3 separate regions of the Homo sapiens genome follow, and regions 1 and 2 are each linked to region 3. Evidence: chromatin loops called from intact Hi-C (ENCODE). Cell type or tissue: heart right ventricle. All regions are shown on one strand. Region 1 has its middle 22 kb from the start of CDH5. Region 2 has its middle 9.4 kb from the start of CDH5. Region 3 overlaps BEAN1 (brain expressed associated with NEDD4 1).

What was found. A loop is a pair of places that touch in the nucleus more often than their neighbours do. Peaks named below come from ENCODE experiments on the same cell type or tissue, not always from the same donor. Only the 100,000 strongest peaks of a DNase experiment are listed, where the experiment ranks them.
Region 1: it touches region 3 in a loop (11-fold over the local background); 47 of 110 quality-filtered maps call a loop at or near these places.
Region 2: it touches region 3 in a loop (10-fold over the local background); 49 of 110 quality-filtered maps call a loop at or near these places.

The regions. Positions count from the first base shown.
Region 1 is chr16:66,342,476-66,347,475 of GRCh38, reverse strand. No RefSeq gene overlaps it. Among named protein-coding and RNA genes, the nearest start is that of CDH5, 22 kb to the left of the region's middle. In heart right ventricle, CTCF peaks have their summits at 2,535, 2,739 (motif pointing right) and 4,986 (motif pointing left); no DNase peak of the experiment used is centred here; H3K27me3 peaks cover 1,749 bases.
Region 2 is chr16:66,354,770-66,359,769 of GRCh38, reverse strand. No RefSeq gene overlaps it. Among named protein-coding and RNA genes, the nearest start is that of CDH5, 9.4 kb to the left of the region's middle. In heart right ventricle, a CTCF peak has its summit at 2,100 (motif pointing left); a DNase peak (open chromatin) is centred at 2,129; H3K27ac peaks cover 2,083 bases; H3K27me3 peaks cover 184 bases.
Region 3 is chr16:66,481,047-66,486,046 of GRCh38, reverse strand. It overlaps BEAN1 (brain expressed associated with NEDD4 1), which reads right to left. Exons shown (of 5, transcript NM_001178020.3): 5 at 3,214-5,000. It overlaps LOC124903698, which reads left to right. Exons shown (of 5, transcript XM_047435016.1): 1 at 1-4,883. The coding sequence starts at 898. The coding sequence ends at 1,503. Among named protein-coding and RNA genes, the nearest start is that of BEAN1-AS1, 7.1 kb to the right of the region's middle. RefSeq lists a silencer at 1,028-1,097 and an enhancer at 910-1,890. In heart right ventricle, a CTCF peak has its summit at 2,130 (motif pointing right); DNase peaks (open chromatin) are centred at 706, 986, 1,646 and 2,156.

The DNA.
Region 1 (5,000 bases), 140 kb after region 3:
GACTACAGGTCTGTGCCATCATGCCTGGCTAATATTTGTATTCTTAGTAGAGATGGGGTTTCACCATGTTGGCCAGGCTGGTCTCGAACTCCTGACCTCAGGTGACCCACCTGCCTTGGTCTCCCAAAGTGCTGGGATTACAAGTGTGAGCCACTGCACCCAGCCTGGGCACATCACTTTCAACACCCTTCCACGAGTGGAAGCCTTTCTCCACTGCCTTCAGGACCAAGGAGTACCCACCTCCTTGTGAGCCCAGTACCCAGCAGATGGTGGATTAGTACTTGTTGGATGAATGAGTGTAGAGATCTCAATGGGCCTTGCCTGCAGTCTCCATTTGCATCCGCCCCCCAGAAAGAACAAACTGAGTAAATTCTGGAAATCTGTGTCCCTCTCCCACTTCATGTATCAGAGAATGGCATGATGAGGAGGCAGAAAGGAACCTGAGAGGCTGTCAAGGCCAAGAGACTGATTTTACAAATGGGTCAACCAAGGCTCGGAGGTGGGTGTGACTGTCCCGGGTCAGGAGCAGAGCTGGGAGGGAGCACTGGGATGGGTGTCAAGAGACTGGATTCTAGTTCTGGCTTTCACACTGACTGGCTGTGCAACTCTGCGAGGAAGATCACTGCCCATTCTGGGCTCAGCCTTCACATCTGCAAAATGGAGCAGCTGAGCTTCGCGATGCCCTCCCTTCAGCTCTGACAGTCTGAGATGTGGGGACTGCATAGAATATCCTTACCTCCTGTGTGTTTTCTGGGTGCTGAGAATGTCCCAGGTATTCTCAGAGTCTAACCACGGGACTGGATATTCTTTCAGAGAACCTAGGTATTTTCGGCTTTCTTCCCCCACATGAGGAGTGGTCAGGAAGGATCAGAGGGAGGACCCTGCCCCACCTATCTCTCCTCACTGTGGGTTTCTACTCAGGCCCCACAGCACAGCCCCATCAGGGCTCTCTGGAGGGGCTGGGGGAGTGGAGCACCTTTTTGACTGCTGTTGTCTAGGAGGTTTGAACTGAGACTGGGTGTGCTGTGGAGGACTTGTGTTTCACCTGGGGCGGCCAGGAGGTGGCTCTGGTATCTGCTTTGTCTGTCCAGGGCTCTGGACAGAGGGATGTGTTTGTTTCCTGGGATGCCATCATTGCTGTCCTCCACCCAGACTGTCCCCTGTGGGCCACCTTTTAGCACCTGTCTCTTGTTGCCTCATCATTCTGCTGGCACATGTGTTCACCGGCTTTCAGTCAGTCTGTGAGGCTGCTTGTGTGCCTCTGAACAGCCTTCATGGGTGCTTGTCTTTGGAGCTTGGAGATTTATTAGAGCTAAAACTGGAAGGCCACGACTTCAGAGAAACCTCTTTTCATTAATTAAGTTGGGGGACACTCCTGGCTGTCTTTGTGAAAGGCTTTGGTTGTGGGCATTGTTCGTCTGTATTAACGAACCTGTGTGTCCTTGCTTTTAAAAAAAATTCTTCTTTTCTTTTTAGAGACAGAGTGTCACCATGTTGGCCAGTCTGGTCTCAAACTCCTGGCCTCAAGTGATCCTCCTGCCTTGGTTTCTGCCAAGTGCTGGGATTACAGGTGTGAGCCATCGCACCTGGCTCCTGTGTGTCCTTGAGTGTGTTTATCTTTTATATGTGTGAGTGTGTGCCAGCCAGATGTGTGCCCCTGAGCGTAAACATGTGTTTACATGTTTGTTGCATCAAGAAATTTCTTCCAGGCTATGTTTTTTTTTTTTTGTTGTTGTTGTTTTAAAAGGATCCCTCCTGCTCCCTTCTCTGTCCATTCTGGGCTCTTGGCTGACAAGAGCTAGTGGCCCATGGAAATGCTCCTCCTGTGGATGGAAAAGAAGAGTGCAGGCCACACCTTGGAGCCTTATTCTGCCTTTGACCTTGGTATGGTTGTGGGCAGAATGGCATCTCAGCACTTACCATGTGACAAGCCATCGGGGCAGAGGCCTGAAGAGGGGTCGAGCTATGCTTGGGAGGAGTAGGACAAGGGATCTTTCCTCATGCTGTGGAGTGATGAAGAACTCGAAAGTGATGGCGAATGCTTATGGGCCAGACATGGGTTCACATCTGTTTCAGCATGTGTTAGCTTTGTGGATTTTAGGAAAATCATGCTCTGAGCCTTGGGCTGGATCATCTGGGTAATGGCTAGGAGTATGATGCTTCATCGTAAATCCGATAATGGGAAGCTGCTGCAGTGGAACTGTCCCCAACTTTTTTGGCACCAGGGACTGGTTTCATGGAAGGCAATTTTCCCATGAACAGTGGAGGGGTGTTTTCGGGATGAAACTGTTCCACCTCAGATCATCAGGCATTAGTTTCTCATAAGGAGCGCACAACCTAGAGCTGTCGAATGTGCAGTTCACGATAGGGTTCGCGCTCCTACGAGAATCTAATGCTGCCACTGATCTGACGGGAGGCGGAGCTCGGGTGGTAATACTCACTTGCCCGCTGCTCACCTCCTGCTGTGCAGCCGGGTTCCTAACAGGCTACAGACCCATACCTCGTCCATAGCCCAAGGGTTGAGGACCTCTGCCATAGATGCTTCTGTGATGATGTACGTGTTCTGTATCTGTAATGGTCAATATGGTAGCCACTACCTGCATGTGGCTACTGAACACTTGGAGTGTGCTAGTGTGACTGAAGAACTGAAATTTCAGGTTTATTTAATTTTAATTACTTTAAATTTAAATTCAAACGGCTACATAATGACTAATGGCTACTATATCGGATCCACCACTAGATGGCAGCACTGGAGAATGTCAAGCAATGAAAGTGGCACAATCTAATTTAGTGTGAAATAAAGTGTGGGCAACTCTTTTCCCCCAAATGTATTCTTTTCTTTTGGTCCATGAACTTCAAGCCTTGGAGTGACTGACCTTTTTTACAGGGACACTAGAAGGCAGCAATGGCCAATCTCTTAATGCCCAATGCACAGTGTTTCTTAAATCCCCTGGTGATGTTTTGCTTGGCTGATGCCTAGCAAGGCTGGGGGGAATGGCTGGGAAACTGGCTTTGCTGAGCTCTGTCCTCTGCCAGAGCTGGAGGAAGGTGGGGTTATGGATGCTCTTCAAGGAAAGCCAAGTCAGCTTGTCACTTGCCCTCTGGCTCTGGGCTGCTCAATCTGCTTCCTGCTGAAACCAAGTTCAGTAGAAATAGAGGGAGGACAAAAGATAGCCTTCAAGCTAGAGTCAAGAGACCTGAATCTGAAGCTCATCTTGGCTGCTTGCCTGCTATGGGATCTCGGGCAAGTTGCTTGGCATCTGTTGGCCTCACCTTCCTCACCTGTGACTCGCCATCGCTGTGATGAGGACAATGATGCCATCTCTACTGACCCGGTACGAGGAGCTGCATCCATACTGCCTCATCATCTCCTTTTGGCTATTTGATGGGGTCTGGATGACAAAACCTCCAATTTGTAGTTAAGGCTACTTAGTCCCTGCCAGATGAGGGGATGAGAAGATTTACCTGGATCAAAAAGCTGGTGAGTAGCAGAGTCAGGACTCAAACCCACATCTAACTCCAAAGTCTGTGCTCTTTCCACCTTATCAAGCCAGCTGGCGTGGATGCTCTCTCCCTCAGACTGTGGGGATGGAGGGGATGATGACCGTGAGGAAGTGGAAGAGGAGGAGGGGAGCAGGGGTACATGACTTGAGTTTCTTCCAGTCACAAATAACTGCTGGACAGCTCTGCCCAGGGACCTGAACCTGAGGGCCTCAAAGTCCTCATCTGAAAAGTGGGCACAATTCCACAGTCGGCTTCCAAAGCTTGCTATGAAGATGAAATGGGATTTTGATTGTGAAAGTGCCTTGCACAGTGGGCCATCGATCAATATTTATAAAGCAATACGTATTCAGATAAAGGAGGCTTATGGGGCCAGTGAAGTGGCCTGGAGAAGGTGGTCCCACAGTCTGGGAAGGTCAGAGAGGAAGCGAGGGGAACTTGGGCTGGGAAATGGGGTGAGAAAAGACTCAGGGTCAGGGGAATTCATGGTCTCTGGCAGAGAAGACACTCCTGGCAGAAGCCAGGAGGCAGTGTTGGAAGCGCTCAGTGTGTATTTTGCTTTGTGTGTTCTGAGGCTCTAGCCCCTTACTGGGGGAGGGGAGGGCCCAGCACACAAATCGCAGGTGGCGAACATAGTTTTTTTCCGCTCCAGTTTTAGGGGAACCATCGATTATTCACACACACCACTGGGGGAGACCGCTCTGGTCCCTTCGGCATCTCCTAGGCTCTGTTCCGGGACGTGGGGTCTTTGTCCACTTCTGAGGGTGGCAGATGTTTCTGGTCCTCCTCCTATGGCTCAGTCTTTTTACTGCCTCACCCACCGTTCCTGGGTTCCCACTCTCCTGCATTGAGCCCCTGCTGGGGGTTTTCCATTGTTCTCCTTCTGGAAGGTGGTGGGGAAGCTTTGAAGGCAGAGGAGGAGAGGGAGAAGGAGTTTCCAGGCACGATATCTGAACATCCATCCACGTAACCCTCACACCACAGAGGTGAACTTCCTGACAGCGTGGGACACAGGCCTCATTGTGCCCCCCTTCCCCTTGAATTATAGTAAAAAATGTCCCTCTCTTTGCGATGTTAACCTTTGGGGTGGGGACAGGAGTGGGCAATGCCAGTCTGCAGGAAGAGGAACGGGGAGGTGGCGGGGGGGGGGCACTCCTTCCACCAGAAAGGAATTTGTTAAGGAGGATGGGGAGAAGACCTTGACCAACTGTTCTGGGAAGTGGGGGCCCCTCCAGCCCTCGAAGGAGCCCGTGCTCCCCCAGGAAAGGCAGCTCCAGCTCACCACCCTCTCCTCGGCTTTAGATTTTGGTGCTTGCTGAGGCTTCCTGGTGTCCGCCTTGCCTGACACATGCCCCACAGAGGAGAGTTCACACACGCAGCATCAACGGGAGCTTAGGGACAATCCCATTTCTTCCTTCCTTGCAGGGAAACTGCAGCCCAGAGGGTCAGGGACCACCCTCCCTGCTGCCCCCTGCTGGCAGCTGCACAGCTGAGTTGTT
Region 2 (5,000 bases), 130 kb after region 3:
GCGTCTGAGCTGGTCCCGGGGAAGGAAGCTACTAGGAAAAACTCAAGTCCGATTGGATGGGACTGACTGCACAGGCTGGTGGAGACCTCGAGGATCCTCCAGCTTCACCCACCTGCCATGCCACTGAGAACCAAGAGCGAATACAGAGAGGTTCCGACCAGCCAAAAGAAGGAATCTTTCCAGCCTCTGTGCTAAAGCTCAGAGACATGCCTGTTAACTCTTGGTTTATGTACAGTCCTAACAAGTCAGGTTCTCCAGGGAAGAGGGGCACAGTGGTAAGAGCAGTGGGCTTGGAACCAGAAGCCCCAGTTTTCTGATCCCATGCTCTGCCGCTGACTGCTCACCAGTGCTTTTTGTCTCAGTTTTCTCCTTTGTGAAAAGGTCGTACCTTGCCATGTTCTTCTGAACTCACAGGCAGCCGGAGTGGGTCACATGAGTAACATTTCTCCAAGTGCTTTGTAAACTTGGATGCCTCTTCCATTCTGAGAGAGGGCACAGAAGCTCTGGGCTCCACCCCTGCGTCTTGCCCCATGCAGCGCTTCCATTCGGCTGTTCCTAAGTTGTATCCTTTGTAATACATGAGTAATCAAAAGTAAAGCCCTTCTCTGGGTTCTATGAGTCATTCTAACAAATTATCGAATCCGAAGGAGGGCTGCGGGCAACCCCCGAAGTTGTAGTTGGGCAGGCAGAAGCGTGGCTCACTTGGTGACCCTGCTTGTGGCTAGTGTCTAAGCCTTTATTAACCTGTGAAGTCTGCACTAACTCTGGGTAGTTAGGCTCAGAAATGGCTTGAATTGTTGGAAACCCAAGTGGTGTTGGAGAACTGGACAATTGGTTGTTGTTAGGAAAAACCCACACAGCTTCCTTTGCGTCAGGCATGGAGCCTAGTTGTTTTTTTTTTTTTTTTTTTTTTTTGTGCTGGGCAGTTGTTGAGGGTGATAGGGTCTTGCTCTGTTGCCCAGGCTGGAGTGCAGTGGTGCAATCATGGGTCACTGCAGCCTCAACCTCCTGGGCTCAAGTGATCCTCCTGCCTCAGCCTCCTGAGTAGCTGGGACTACAGGCACGTACCACCAAGCCCGGATAATTAAAAAAATTTTTTTTGTAGAGATGGGGCCTCACTGTGTTGCCCAGACTGGTCTTGAACTCCTGGACTCAAGCAACCTAGTGTTCTATATGCATCAGCTTACCCACTGTCTCTCTTTCTTTGCAAGACAGTGGTTCTCAAAGTGTGGCCTCAACCAGCAGCATCAGCAAATCCTGGGGTACCACCCCAGACCTGCCGAATCAGAAGATCTGGGGGTGGGACCCAGCAATCTGTGTTACTAAGAGATTCCAGTGATTCTGATGCATGCCCAAGCTTGAGAACTGCTGCCCTGGAGCAGAGATCCTCACTTCAGGCTGTGCCCTGGAACTGCCTGGCCAGCTCCCCTCCCCACATCCAAGTAGTATCTGGGGAAGGCACATGTAGAGATTCTGATTTAATTGGCCTGGTGGGGGCTGGACTTCACTATTTTATTTTTTTTGAGACAGAGTCTTGCTCTGTCGCCCAGGCTGGAGTGCAGTGGCACGATCTCGGCTCACTGCAACCTCTGCCTCCCAGGTTCAAGCGATTCTCCTGCCTCAGCCTCCCGAGTAGCTGGGCTTACAGGTGTGCACCACCACACCCTGCTAATTTTTTGTATTTTTAGTAGAGACGGGGGTCTCACTATGCTGGCCAGGCTGGTCTCGAACTCCTGACCTCAAGTGATCCCACCCACCTTGGCCTCCCAAAGTGCTGGGATTACAGGCGTGAGCCACTGTACCTGGCTGACTTCACTATTTTGTAAAGCTCCCCAGGAGGTTAATATGCTCCCAGGTCTTCCAGCATTACCTTAGGAGGTAGCTACCTCTCTTAGCTCCATTTTGCAGGTGCATAGGTTCTGGGAGATTAAAGGGCGTGCCCAAGTTATATAGCCATGTAAAGGGATGGGGAATTCTAAATCCCTGCCTTTCCACTTCCCCTCCTTCCTCCCATTCATTGCTTTTTGCTTTATTTAGAACTGTGTGGTTTCCCAAGCAACTTTCTTTGGAAAATTAAACAATTCCTGATGTCGCCATCTAGTGGCTAGCGATGAGAACAGATGAGCCTCTTCTGGACTTGGCAAGACGGGGCTCCTGGAGGACACACGTGGGAAGAGGAAAGGCCATCATTCATAGTTGCTCAGGCAGATGCTTTTGGGACACTTGGGTTCATTTTCCCAAAAGGTGTCCTTTCAGAAGGACAGTGGAATGAAGATGGGTTTCGTGTTTAAGAGCTATTGGGAGTTCACTCATGAACCCCAGGAGAAGCATGAGGTGTGGTCCCCAGGCAGGGGGAGGCACAGAGGGATCCGGGATGAGGGGGATTCACCTGGGCAGGAGAGCTTGACCTTCCTGCAGGGGCTGGCTCACCTTTGCTTGGGCACTGACTCATTCCACCATCAGCCACTGTGGGCCAGGCCCGAGGCTGCACTCGCCTTCAGACATCAGGGGAGAAGCACAGAATATTCCAGGTGCTCAGTCCTTCGTGATCCAAGCTGGTCTGTTCTTGGCCATGGGCAGAAGCTCCTGTGGAGGCTGATGGGGCGAGGAGAGGGTCTTGCCTCCAACTGGGGGAACTGAGGTGGCTGTGGGGGAGGGGGACAGCTTCTTGGAGCCTGTGCCCAGGGTCTAAATAGGAGCCCATAGGTATGACTCAAATCCAATGGCTGCTCCCCACCCTGCTGGCTCTTGTGGGGCCAGACAAGAGGCGCCAGAGGATGTCTCAGGACTGATGTGCTTGGGGTTCTCACCATGGCAGGGCACGGAGAGAAGTAAAGCTGTCTGAGAAAGGAGGGAGTGACTGACTACGCTCAGGGCACTCACAGGGTGGAATTCTTTTGTAAAAATAAATCTCAGTGGACAAAAGAGATTTAAGGGCTTGTACTATTGGAAGGTAAAGCCTCTAGCCTGGAAGCTTACCATTAGATGTCGTGTCTTTGCTTCTTCATGTAAACGCTGTTTTAGCATCTGTTGTGTATCAATCTCATCTGATTGCAGCCTCTTTTATTCCCAAACACATACTCACATCTCATGGGAGGCAAAAATTTCCAAGGAATACAGTTTGGGACACATTGGCCCCAAGGGAGGTCTCCAGTGGTATGCCACAAGATTCTATTCCAGGCCCATCTAGACTAGCATTCTTTTAAAAAATTAATGAATGAATTAATTATTGAGACAGTCTTGCAATGTCACCCAGGCTGGAGTGCAGCGGTGTGATCATGGCTCACTGCAGCCTCAACCTCCTGGGCTTATGGCAGCCTTGACCTCTCAGGATCAAGCTGTTGTCCCACTTCAGCCTCCTGAGTAGCTGGTACGAGAGGTGTGCACCACCATGCTCAGCTAACTCTTAAATTTTTTGTAGAGACAGGGTCTCTCTATGTTGCCCAGGCTAGTCTCAAACTCCTGACCTCAGCTGATTCTCCCACCCCAGCTTCCTAGTGTTGAGATTACAGGTGTAAGCCATTGTGCCTGGTCTGGACCAGCATTCTTTATCATCAACTTAGATGAAGACGATTGTCTACTGATCCAATCAATGGGCTCTTTAAACCCTGATGGGATGGAGGATGGGCTGGACAACAGGGTCAGGATCCAGAGGTCTTGTCAGGGTGAGGAAATGATTCAAAATATCAATAGGAAACATTACAAGGATGAGTTGAGGGCCCTGTATTTGGGATTGGAAAAAAAAAGTCAAAAGCAGCTGCCCAAAGATGGGAGACAAATATGAGAGAAACTGAGGACCACTTGGTCAATGGTTGGGATAATAATAGTATTAATAAAATAATGATAGCTGACATGGACGACCTTATTTGACCTTCACAACAATGCATGAAATAGGTATTATTATTGATCCCTATTTGACAGATGGGAAAATTGAGGCTCCTAGAGGTTAAATAACTCAGAACCTCCCTCAGGGCCTGCTGGTACCATGTTCATTCCTTTCAGGGCAAGCAGAGAATGTACAGGAAACAACTATGGGAAAGTTTAACCTAAAATAGAACAGGGTTGGGCGCGGTGGCTTACGCCTGTCATCCCAGCACTTTGGGAGGCCGAGGTGGGCGGATCACCTGAGGTCAGCAGTCCGAGACCAGCCTGGCCAAAATGGTGAAACCCTATCTCTACTAAAAATACAAAAATGAACCAGGTGTGGTGGCAGGCACCTGTAATCCCAGCCACTCGGGAGGCAGAGGCAGGAGATTTGCTTGAACCTGGGAGATGGAGGTTGCAGTGAGCTGAGATCGCACCACTGCACTCCAGCCTGGGTGACTGAGCGAGACTCTGTCTCAGAAAAAAAAAAAAAAAAAAAAGAAAAAGAAAAAGAAAAAAAAGTAGAATAGGAAGCCATGGAGGTAGTGAGCTCCCCATCCTTAGGGGATGTTCAAGTGTAGGCTGGAAAACACTGGCAGTGCTGTTGTGGTAAGGATCTCAGCAACAGATAGGGTCTAGAAAGAAATAATATTTAAGGTCCCTCTTCCCTCTGCAATTCTATAATTCTGCTCTAGCAATTTATTTCTTTAAAGTCAAGTTTATGATAAGGGAGGACTATATTTTTTCCACATGGAATGTATGCTTTATTTATAATACTTTGGGGTTTCTTCTATGACAAATATGCTCACTATATTTCTGAGTTCTAGGACTTGTGACAAATTTTACATGACCATTTAGGGTTTACATTTTCAGCTGATTATTAAGACATTTATAGTTTTTGCACATTTATATTTATGACATTGGGTTGGTCGTATTTATGATGTACTGGACGCCTAGCCATTGGTCAGGAAGCCTGGCTGAATATCTTAACATTGTTTCTGCGGGAAAACGTGTCTTGCTTTACGGTAATTCATTTTATGATGTGGATTCAGAAACTCAGTGAATTTACTCTGGGAGAAAAAACTCAACAGCTACGCAATTTGGGGAAGTCTCGTAGATTTAGAGGCAGATGACCT
Region 3 (5,000 bases):
ATGAAGGCACTGTGGTGGACAGCAGAATCCAGAGAGAGATGACATACCTGCCCATATTCCCGGACTTTCTGGATCCAGCCATGCCTGACTTGGACAATTCAGTAAGTATTCTTCCTTGCTCATGAAGATTCAAGTTGGGTTTCTGACTCTTGCAGTTGGATAATGAGGCTCAGAGTGGCAGGGAGTGGAGGGTCCTTTTCAAGGGATGCTCTTCTACTCCACCACACAGTTCAGATGGTGCCAGCCTTGGGGTGGGCTGTGGACCAGGCAGCCACTGGCAGTGGAAGAGAGACAGGCAGCCCCAGGCCCCCAGGAGTCATGCTGGTGAGATGGTCAGTGGTGGCATGGCTGAGGTGGGGACGGCAGGGCCTGAGGACCTGCAACCTTGGATTTCTTGGAGACATGTTGGGCTGGCACAACTGGGCTGCCACCCTGGGGGTAAAGATCTGCCCAGCCCCCAAGCCCAGAGATACCCGGCCTGATCTAGGCAACCAGTCCTGGGCTCCAGAGAGTTCCTCTGGCCCCGAGGACGTGCAATGTGGGGTGAAGCAAAGCAGAGACCAGGACAGAAGATTCACTTCCTCAGACGATGAAGCTTACTGTCTCTCCACCGCTCATGCCAAGAGCCTGGACATGCAGGTGGGCATGGATAGGAACAGCTGAGTGGGAGTGTCAGTGGCACTGGAGTATGCAACACCAAGTGTGTACGTGCACAAGCTCTAAGTGAGAAGGGCACTAGTGTGTGTGCACCAAAGCTGTCTGAGCAAATGTCCACGAAACCACAGGAGGTGGAGCTGAGGGATGCTACATGTGAGTGTGTGCCAGGGGTATCTCTAGGAACTTGGGAGGGGCCCCAGTGTGTGTATGTGCATGTGGGCTTGGCCAGTGTGACAATGGATGTTCCTCGTGGTGGCTGTGAACAGCCTTACTCTGTATCAACCCTCCTTCCGCCCTCTTCTGGGCGATGCCTGTTGCTTGTGTGTGGCAGCAGCTGCTGGAGCCCTTTGCAGAGACCTGGGACCTCACCACACCCATACACGGGGACCCAATGATGGCTCTTGTGGACTATCACGATGGCGTCATCGCCAGCACGGTGACTCCCCTGAAGACTTTTTTCTGGCCAGAGGAGCCCATTTGGCCTCCACAAGGGGCAGGAATGAACATTCTCCAAAGGGCAGCCTCCAAAAATGTCTGCTGAGCATCAGGGTACAAACAACCCGTCTCTCCCACCTGAGGGCGGGCGTCACTTTGAGGTGCGTTCTACTCTGTGTCTCAGAGTCACCAGTGGGACTGCGCTCAGTGGCCTGCAGTGGTGACCTGCTTGGTGACCCCCTCACTGGCTTCCTTGCCTTTCTTGTTTCCTGCCTCACTCCATCTGGTACTCCTGGGAACACTTCCCTAACCAAACTCTCACCCACATCCTCATCCCAGGGTCTGGCCCTGGGGCCCCTGTCTCCATCGTCCTGTGATGCAGCTTCACCTTCCATCTCCTTGGGCCTCTGATGAGCCCAGGTACCTGGGGTGTTCTCCTTGGCCCCTGGCACAGACAGGCGGCATCTCCTTAGGAATGTGCAAAGGACCTTGAATGTGGTGCCATATGTGACACACCACAGCATAGGGCATGTCGTGGATGGAGGAGCAGGAAAAGCCAAGAGCGTGACAGTCCCAAAGGCCTGTGGGATCCTAAGTCTTTGTGGTGGGAGCTGGGTGTCGGTGTGGGGTGGTTTCGGTTGGGGGCAGCACATGGCTGGACACCATCACTGTGGAAGTTTCTGCATTCATTCCCAGGAGGTGGAGCCCCAGAGCACTGAGGTGGCACCAGAGCCATGCCTAGTGATGTTCAGAACAGAGGGCATGCAAAATGATTATTTTGCTTACAGAGAGGGGGACATAAGTGTCAGGCTTTGTCCAGAGAGTGATGCTGGCGGGGCGGGGGTGAGCCCCAAAAATGGAATACTTGAATGGGTTCAACCTCATAGAACATCTCAAGGGTGGAAGAAAAGCCCAGGGTTAAAATGACGGGTTTTGTCTGCAATTATGAGTGCTGGTGGGTATTGTGTTTCAAGGTGAGAGGAGGGGCTTCCTCATTCTTCAGGGCCTGACTTGTTCACTTTGAGCAGTGGCAGCAGCGAGCCGGCAGGTGGCAGTGTGGGCTCAGGGTGGGGGTGATAGGCGCAGCAGAGCCAGCCTTGGCCTGTCCAGCAGGGACGTGGGCTGGAGAACCAGAAGGATGAGCCTATCTCGTGGTCTTTCCCCCCGCTGCACCCTCCTTCAGGATTGCACCCCACTTTCAAGGCACTTGGGGTCTAAGACTATATTAATGGACTATTCGAATTTTGGATTGCACCCCACTTTCAAGGCACTTGGGGGCATCTAGGACTATGTTAGTGGGCTCTATTGGAGTTCTGGTGGGAGGGAAATGTGACAGAGGAAGGGGCCCAGGCTCTGTCCGCTAAGAGATCAATAGCCCAAGCCATGGTGTTGTGGAGGGCATGGAAAGGAAGAGGGGAATTCCTGCAGAGGGTGAGACAACAGCTCATTTCAGTTTCATTGCCACTTTCCTCTCTTTCCTGGTGGTACAAGCCATCAGGGTGCTACAAGCCAACTCCTGTTAGAGTAAAACGTGTAGTCTCTGAAGTTCCTAGAGTCAGGTCCTGAAGTTGATGGCCCATCCTCATGACGTTACACCAGCCATGTCTCAGAGAAATGATGCCAAGTTTCAGTGAGGTTAAAAAAAAAAAAGCAACTCCTGTAAGGCACTGACTATCCAAATATCCACATCAACAGGAAAATGACAAGGCTTCAATGGTGCTTAATCTTGAGAGGTAATGAATGGGTAGAGATTGCTAGCCGGAGGTGTATTTTCATTTTGTTGCTATTTAGTGTTTCCTTTTCTTACAAGTTTCAGAAGGTATAAACCCTACTCGGGAGGCTGAGGTGAGAGGATCGCTTGAGACCAGGAGTTTCAACTAGCCTGGGCAACATAGTGAGACCCTGTGTTTACAAAAATTCAAAATCAAAAATTAGCTGGGTATGGTGGTGCATGCCTGTAGTCCCAGCTGCTTAGGAGGCTGAGGTGGGAGGATCACTTGAGCCCAGGAGTTCAAGGCTACAGTGAGCTATGTTCATACCATTGCACTCCAGCGTAGGCGACTGAGTGAGACCCTGTCTGAAGAAAAAAAGAAAAGAAAAAAAGGAACCTTATGCACTCTCTGAAAGTGTTACTTCTTGCTACATTTTATTGATATTATGTATTTATTTTGAACACAGAAAAGATACATTGTTGCTTATTCATTGCCTAGTCCAGGAACAAGAAAAGCTATTCAGCTCCATCTTTCAAACACTGATGAGTAGGTAGGAATTTTTATCCCTTTTTTTCCCCCAGCACTCTCTGGAATTGCAGAAGCAGGATGTGTTTCTTAAAAGAGTCTCATTCCTGGACTGCATTTTAAAGGCTATACAGTACAACAGACAGATATTTTTTGCCTAGAAAACAGTACACCACTAAGGTGGTCAGAACTGCTTGTAAACAAGTCCCTCCCCCAGATGGAGTCTGGGGCTCCAGGAGGCTGCACGCAGGATGCTACAGAACTTCTGGGTGGATTCCTTTCAGCTCCGCACCAGAAGAAATGCTATCTCTACAGAAAATAAAATTCAAGATTGCCATCCTTGCCACTCCTCTGCTTAAGAAAGAGATTACTAAATAGTCTTAGCCCTTCATTGGAGGAACAGAAATGTGGGGAAGCAGGATAGGGTGCTGTTTTTTAACGACGAGGGACAAGAGGTGGGAGGGAGGCAGAGTGATGGCCGCTGGCGATGCTAGCAGGGACACTGCTCAGAGATGCTTGGCTGCCACCCTCTGTGGGCTGGGTCTTCAGGAATCACCTCTGTTACCTGCGTGGTCTTTGATGGAAATCGCTGGGGTTTCTTGGTCAAGATCTGAGCCAGCCTTTCTGCAGCCAGGCTGACCCTACAAATCCCCTTCTGTGGCAGCAAGGCTGAGTAGCCTTCTGGTCCTCTTGTGGTGGCAAGGTGGTATTTATGGGGAGCATATCCCCTTCATTTTGTCTCTGCAAACACCCACGTGGGCAAGGCCAGAACACAGCCACTCACCATCCCCAGCTATGAGCAGCCACCTAGAAGGACAGCACCAGCTCCGGGGTCTGGCTCTGACCCATTCGCGTGCAGGCCACAGTGGTCGGCCAGGCAGGGACTGAGGGAGGGGCCACTTCTCTGCCTCAGAGAGGTGCCCAGGCAGCACTGTGGTGAAGCCACCTGGAGAAGGGCAATGGCCTCATCTTCCTTGAAGACCCTTAGTCCTGGGCAGTGGCTGGACTGATGAGGGAACCGCCGCTGCACACCCACGGAGGGCCCTGCCCATCTACCTGGGGCCTGCAGCGTCAGAGATAGCTCTACTAGCACCACCTGACTGAGGGACTGAGGGTACTGGGGTTGGGAGGGGGCCTAGTGGGCTGTGAGGGCCTCCAGTTTGCGCCTGAGACCCCAGACCCAGGTCCCCCACCTTGTAAGTGGCAGGGTGGTGATGTTGTGGCTCATCTGCCCTGGAATCGAGAGATAGGCACAGCGCACAACGGAACCTCACTGGGGCCTGTCCCGCCTCCCAGGAGGACAAGCTGGCCCTGGGGTAGGGGTCAGGGCAGGCAGCTGACCTTGGATGGTCCAGCAGTTTCCAGAGGCAGAATAGAATTTGGGCGCAGCTTGCTGGGCGAGGGTAGGGGCAAACGGGCCCAGGAGAGGGAAGAGAAAATCCCACTTCCTACTTCGCCTCTCTCTCCGAAGCGCTCTCTACAGAGGCACAACAAACAGGCCGGGAGGAGGGACGGGAGGCCAGGAGAGCTCCACGTTCCGTGAAACCTTTGCAGGTGGGTTTTGTGTTTGTGGTAGGCCTGTATGTGCGCATATTCACACATATGTGGAGCACGTCTAGATCTGTGTGTGTACATGGGGTATGTCAGTGTAGATGTCTGTGTGTATACAAG